Linked DNA regions of Homo sapiens: region 1 is linked to region 2. A link is an interaction called in ENCODE POLR2A ChIA-PET data of the cell type or tissue named here. Cell type or tissue: K562. All regions are shown on one strand. Links, peaks and the distances in the headings refer to the core of each region. The heading gives the core; the rest is flanking DNA.

Evidence for each region. ChIA-PET counts read pairs that join two places held together with the same protein. Peaks named below come from ENCODE experiments on the same cell type or tissue, not always from the same donor. Only the 100,000 strongest peaks of a DNase experiment are listed, where the experiment ranks them.
Region 1: POLR2A ChIA-PET joins it to region 2 with 5 read pairs; 7 of 35 experiments call an interaction of 5 or more read pairs at or near these places.

The regions. Positions count from the first base shown.
Region 1 is chr19:11,447,485-11,450,353 of GRCh38, forward strand. PRKCSH (PRKCSH beta subunit of glucosidase II) reads left to right here. Exons shown (of 18, transcript NM_001289104.2): 11 at 1-134; 12 at 209-305; 13 at 738-807; 14 at 1,056-1,145; 15 at 1,430-1,504; 16 at 1,592-1,691; 17 at 1,782-1,944. The coding sequence ends at 1,928. Among named protein-coding and RNA genes, the nearest start is that of PRKCSH, 13 kb to the left of the region's middle. In K562, for the core only: no CTCF peak of the experiment used is centred there; no DNase peak of the experiment used is centred there.
Region 2 is chr19:11,552,088-11,554,982 of GRCh38, forward strand. It overlaps ELOF1 (elongation factor 1), which reads right to left. Exons shown (of 4, transcript NM_032377.4): 2 at 2,145-2,278; 3 at 1,924-1,994; 4 at 959-1,723. The coding sequence starts at 2,260. The coding sequence ends at 1,659. Among named protein-coding and RNA genes, the nearest start is that of ELOF1, 5.7 kb to the right of the region's middle. RefSeq lists enhancers at 1-477, 1-141, 561-680, 2,339-2,538. In K562, for the core only: no CTCF peak of the experiment used is centred there; a DNase peak (open chromatin) is centred at 1,681.

The DNA of each region.
Region 1 (2,869 bases), core at 1-2,500, 100 kb before region 2:
AGCCCAAGGAGGAGCAGCCGCCAGTGCCCTCGTCGCCCACAGAGGAGGAGGAGGAGGAGGAGGAGGAGGAGGAAGAAGAGGCTGAAGAAGAGGAGGAGGAGGAGGATTCCGAGGTGCAGGGGGAGCAGCCCAAGGTCCGTGTTTGGGGGAGAAGTGGAGACAGAGAGGGTGGGGGAAGGGCTACTCACTGACCCTGCCCCTGCCCCAGGAGGCCCCACCGCCACTGTCACCCCCGCAGCCGGCCAGCCCTGCTGAGGAAGACAAAATGCCGCCCTACGACGAGCAGACGCAGGCCTTCATCGATGGTGAGGGTGGGCGGGGGCCAGGCTCCTCGGGTGGGCCCAGCGTTTCCTGCCGTGGTGGCACAGGTCGAGGGAAGATCCTGAGCTTAGACCCTGCTCTGACTCGGCCAGCACAAGCCCCAGTATCTTGGGGAGTCCAGGAAGGGGGCCTAGGGTAAGCCAGTCCCACCCTCGCCAGCCCCAAGGGGCCCTTCTGCCTCCCCAAGGGCCGCAGCTTGTTTGTGTCACTCCTGGCCCCACTCGCTCAGGAGCTGGGAGCCTGGGCAGCAAGTCGGGGCTGCTCTATAGCTGGTGAGGCCCTCAAGGCTGTCGGGGTGAAGTCCTTGGCCAGAGCAAAATGAGGGTATGGGAGCACACAGCCACATCCATGGAACCCCGTTCCCCATCCTCCTGGATGGGGTTGAGGACATCTCTGACCTCCAACCCCTCTCCCAGCTGCCCAGGAGGCCCGCAACAAGTTCGAGGAGGCCGAGCGGTCGCTGAAGGACATGGAGGAGTCCATCAGGTAGCGGGGGCTGAGGAGCGGGGACACCTGTCCCACAGCGACTGCTCCTTGACTCCCAGGGGAGCTGGTGATGGGGAATCACTGAGGCAACCACAGGCTGGGCCTGGTCCCTGCAGGGAGGGTCCCTGGGAGGTGGCAGGGAGGACAGCCTGGGCACCATTGCTCAGCCAGACCCTCCTGTGTCTGTCGTCCTGGGTCAGGCACTGGCGTCCCCAGCTGCCCCTTAACCGCTCCGCCTCCCCTTCCAGGAACCTGGAGCAAGAGATTTCTTTTGACTTTGGCCCCAACGGGGAGTTTGCTTACCTGTACAGCCAGTGCTACGAGCTCACCACCAACGAGTGCGTCCCAGGAATGCAGGGGCCCCCACTGGCAGGGTGGGAGGCGGGTGGCCCCGGAAGTGGCACCGGCAGTTTCCTGATGGTTGGGGAACCATCTGCGGGTGGGGCCCGAGAGTGCTGCCTTCCATATTGAGGGGGAGCAGAAGCCAGGGGCCAGGTTTAGGGTTGGTCATTGGAGTTGGAGGTACCCTGTGTGTGGGGACTGGAGGAGGCGGTGGGGGGTGGCTGTGGGAGGAGGCTGGAATCCCTGCGTTCCCCAACCCATATGTCCCGGTCCTCCACAGATACGTCTACCGCCTCTGCCCCTTCAAGCTTGTCTCGCAGAAACCCAAACTCGGGGGCTCTCCCACCAGCCTTGGGTGAGTGGCTTGGGCTGGCCCCTTCCCTCTGCCTCCTCCTGGTGCCCCGACACCGGCCCAGCCCTCAGCACCCTGTGTCTCTCACAGCACCTGGGGCTCATGGATTGGCCCCGACCACGACAAGTTCAGTGCCATGAAGTATGAGCAAGGCACGGGCTGCTGGCAGGGCCCCAACCGCTCCACCACCGTGAGTGCCTGCAAGGCAGGGGAGCTGGGGCGGGGAGACCCAGGCCTGGCCCAGCCGAACCCTCTCGAGCACCCGTCTGCCCATCCCCAGGTGCGCCTCCTGTGCGGGAAAGAGACCATGGTGACCAGCACCACAGAGCCCAGTCGCTGCGAGTACCTCATGGAGCTGATGACGCCAGCCGCCTGCCCGGAGCCACCGCCTGAAGCACCCACCGAAGACGACCATGACGAGCTCTAGCTGGATGGGCGCAGAGGTGGGCGGGGAGGTGGAGTCTCGTCGGCCTGCCCCAGCAAGGGGAGGCGGCGGGCCCTGAGGAAGATGGACCCACATGGCCACTCTATCAACCTGTGTCCCCATGTTCCCTGCTTTTTTGTTTTGTTTTTTTGAGGTGGAGTCTCACTCTTTGGCCCAGGCTGGAGTGCAGTGATGCGACCTCAGCTGACTGCAACCTCTACCTCCCGGGTTCAAACAATTGTCTTGTCTCAGCCTCCCAAGTAGCTGGGATTACAGGTGTGCACCACCATGCCTGGCTAATTTTTAGTAGAGATGGGGTTTCACCATGTTGGCCTGGATGGTCTCGAACTCCTGACCTCAGATGATCCACCTGCCTTGGCCTCCCAAAGTGCTGGGATTACAGGCATGAGCCACCACACCCGGCCATCTCCTGCCTTTTTTTTTTTGGATGGAGTTTCACTCTTGTTGCCGAGGCTGGAATGTGGAATGCAATGGCGCGATCTCGGCTCACTGCAACCTCCACCTCCTGGGTGCAAGCAATTCTCCTGCCTCAGCCTCCTGAGTAATTGGGACTACAGGCGCCGCCACCACGCCTGGCTAATTTTTTTGTATTTTTAGTAGAGATGGGGTTTCCCTGTGTTAACCAGGTTGGTCTCGATCTCCTGACCTCGTGATCCGCCCTCCTCAGCCTCCCAAAGTGCTGGGATTACAGGCTTGAGCTACCATGTCTGGCCATCCCCTGCTTTTTAAAAAAAGATTTTTTTACTTTTGAAACTAAATAGGCCAGGCGTCGTGGCTCACATCTGTAATCCCAGCACTTTGGGAGGCTGAGGTGGGCGGATCACTTGAGGTCAGGAGGTTGAGACCAGCCTGACCAACATGGTGTAAAACCCCATCTCTACTAAAAATACAAAAAAATTAGCTGGGTGTGGTGGTAGGTGCCT
Region 2 (2,895 bases), core at 184-2,683:
CAGGGCTTCCGGGCCAGCTCAATGTCTCCCCCCGCTGTTCACATCCGTCAGTGCCCTGGGTGGGCCCCAGAGCCGCTCAAACCATGCCTGGCACTTCCATCCTCAGCATGGCTCCGGGAAGAAGGTGCTTTCATCCCCTGCACTGTAGCAACGAGGACTCTGAAGCACAGGTCACCTGCCACCCGGGCTCATGAGGCCAGGTGGAGGGTCTGGCACTGCCCCAGGTTGCTGGGTGTTGTGGTCCTTGTCACCGGTGCGACCAGCTAAGGGGACATCAGCCCTCAGGTGCTCCCCATCGGCCACACACATCCCGCCCCAACACCAGCCTTCTGAGAGTCCTCACCACCCTTGAATAAAGGCCCCTTTCATGTTTCCCTCCCGTGTCCCTCTTCCACTCACTACCTCCAGAACGGCCTGTAAGCTGTTCCCTCAGCCTGGACTCTGGGCTCACAAGAAGTCAGACTGTAAGCTGTGGAGCCTCGTTTCCTGGGTTCAAATCCCCCCTGTGCCACTTTCTGGCTGTAGGGTCTTGGGCCAGTGACCTCCTTCACCTCTAGCCTCTGTTTCCTCATCTTTGAACTTGGGGTTAGCTTGGCACCTGCCCCACAAAGTGGCTGTCAGGACACTGGGGCGACGCAGGAAGGCCAGAGGTCAGCGTCTGGCTAGAGGTGGCCCTACGGTGTCACTGTCTCAGCCTGCCCCTCCCAGAAGCCTCCTCTGACCACCTGTTCTGTCTCACCTCCCCCATTTCCTATTGTGACTGCTGTAAACACCTGGCCAGATGTCTGCCTGCTCCACCACCCTGAATGCTTACTGACTGAATAAAACGCTGGGTGGTTTGAAGGGCTGGTCACATGGGCCACCAGGCCACCTCCCGAACGTCAGAGCCTCAGGTCCCCTCTCCTTCTTCTGGTGACCAGGCAGACGCAGAACCCAAGACATCACGGACAGCAAGGGATGTGCGCTGGCTGCTTTATTTAAGGGCTTGTGATTGACAGCTGTCCCCATCCCAGCCCTTGCTTCCTCTACAAAAGCAACTGAACATGAAACGGGCTTCCTGGTTACCATGGGGAGGGGGGCGGCTCCCTGTCAGGGCCCAGCCCAGGGACCTGGGGAACGGCGGCTTTGAATCCCCGGCCACGGGCACTAGAAGGTGGAGAAGGAGAGCGGGAAGTCCAGTTGAGATGGGCACGGTGCTGGTGAGGAGGCTGGAGAGGTCCTGTTCCAGCCTCTAGTGGGCTTCCCTTGTCCAGGATGTCAGGAAACAGTCCCCCAATTCCGCCGGGGGGAGCCAGAGCCCCAAGGCTGGGGGGCCAGGGGCTGCAGGGAACACAGCAAAGGCTTTCGGAGCCAAGTGAGATCAGTTCAGGCCCCTCAGGCCCAGGAACCCGACACCACCGCGTACCTGTGAGCACACACTCACGGCCACCCCAGTGACACGTGCAGCCACACACACCCACACTCACTCACACCCACACCCACACGCACACCCACTACACACACACACACACACACACACACACACACACACACACACACACACACGGCTGTGACAGCCCAGGACCCACACCCTGGACCCCTGGAATGTCTCTGGACCAGAACCGAACAGCTGGATCCACAGTACGCGGGGCTGCTCAGGGGGCGGGTCCTCTGTGTCGCTACTGATTGGCCGCCTCGCAGGCGTCTATCCAATCACTGTACACATCCACGGGTTCTGACAGATCTGGGCCACTTAGGTCAAGGGCGATCATTGGCATTGGAACCCTGCCCTGCATCTTCTCACCCCACAGAAATCACTAGGTGGCACCTGTTCCTCTGGACGGCTTTGGCCCTGCACCAGGGCACACAGTGGGCCAGATGAGCAGGGTCCGGACTCCAGCCCCCTCCCCACCCTCTGGAAAAAGCCCAGGTTTCCAAGGATACACGTTATGGGCGTCTGGAATTCCTCTAGGCACACGGTACAAGAGATGACTCCGGTGTTGCGGGCACGGTCCCTGAAACAGACCAAGAGAAGGGACTGGTGAGCAATGCGTCCTGGGCCTGTGGGTGATGACGCCTTCACCAAGGGAGGCAAGGGGCAGGATGGAGAACAGCGGGGAAGAGGCAGTGGGGAGGCTGGATCCCTTGCCCTGTTCCCCACTCACATTTTCACATCACAGGATTTCTCGTGGTTGCAGAAGGGGCAGGTGAACTGGGTCTCGAGGGTGCCTGTCATCTTCTTCTTGGGAGGCGGCTTTCGTTTTGACTTTCTGCGCCCCATGTCTGCAGGTGGATGAGCCTGTGGGGAGTGGCAGATGTCAGTGGTTTGAGGAAACCACGCAGCGCCCCAGCTCAATGCTCTAGAAAGCAGGCCGGAAAGAGGGTCTGGGACTTGCACCGTGGTCCCGGGGCCTCTGCCCTTGAGGGACGAGGCCCTCAGTCCTGATGCAGGAGGACAATTCCCTGTCCCACTCTGGATGGAAGGGGTGAGACGAGGCTCTAACCCCATCTCTCTCACTTACTGCGTGACCTGGGCAGGTTATTTAAGCTCTTTGTGCCACAGTTTCCTCGTCTATAAAACAGAGACAAGGCCAGGCATGGTGGCTCACACCTGTGATCCCAGCCAGCACTTTGGGAAGCTAAGGTGAGAGGATTACTTGATGCCAGGACCTGGATACCAGCCTGGGCAACATAGTGAGGCCTCATCTCTAAAAAAAAAAAATTAAAAATTAGCCAGGCATGGTGGTGCAGGCCTGTAGTCCCAGCTACTTGGGAGGCTGAGATGGGAGGATCGCTTGAGCCCAGGAGTTTCAGGTTTCAGTGATGATCCAGAGTTATGATCCAGGCACTGCACTCCAGCCTAGGCAACAGGATGAAACCCTGCATAAAAAAAAAAAAAGAAAAAAAAAAGGCCAG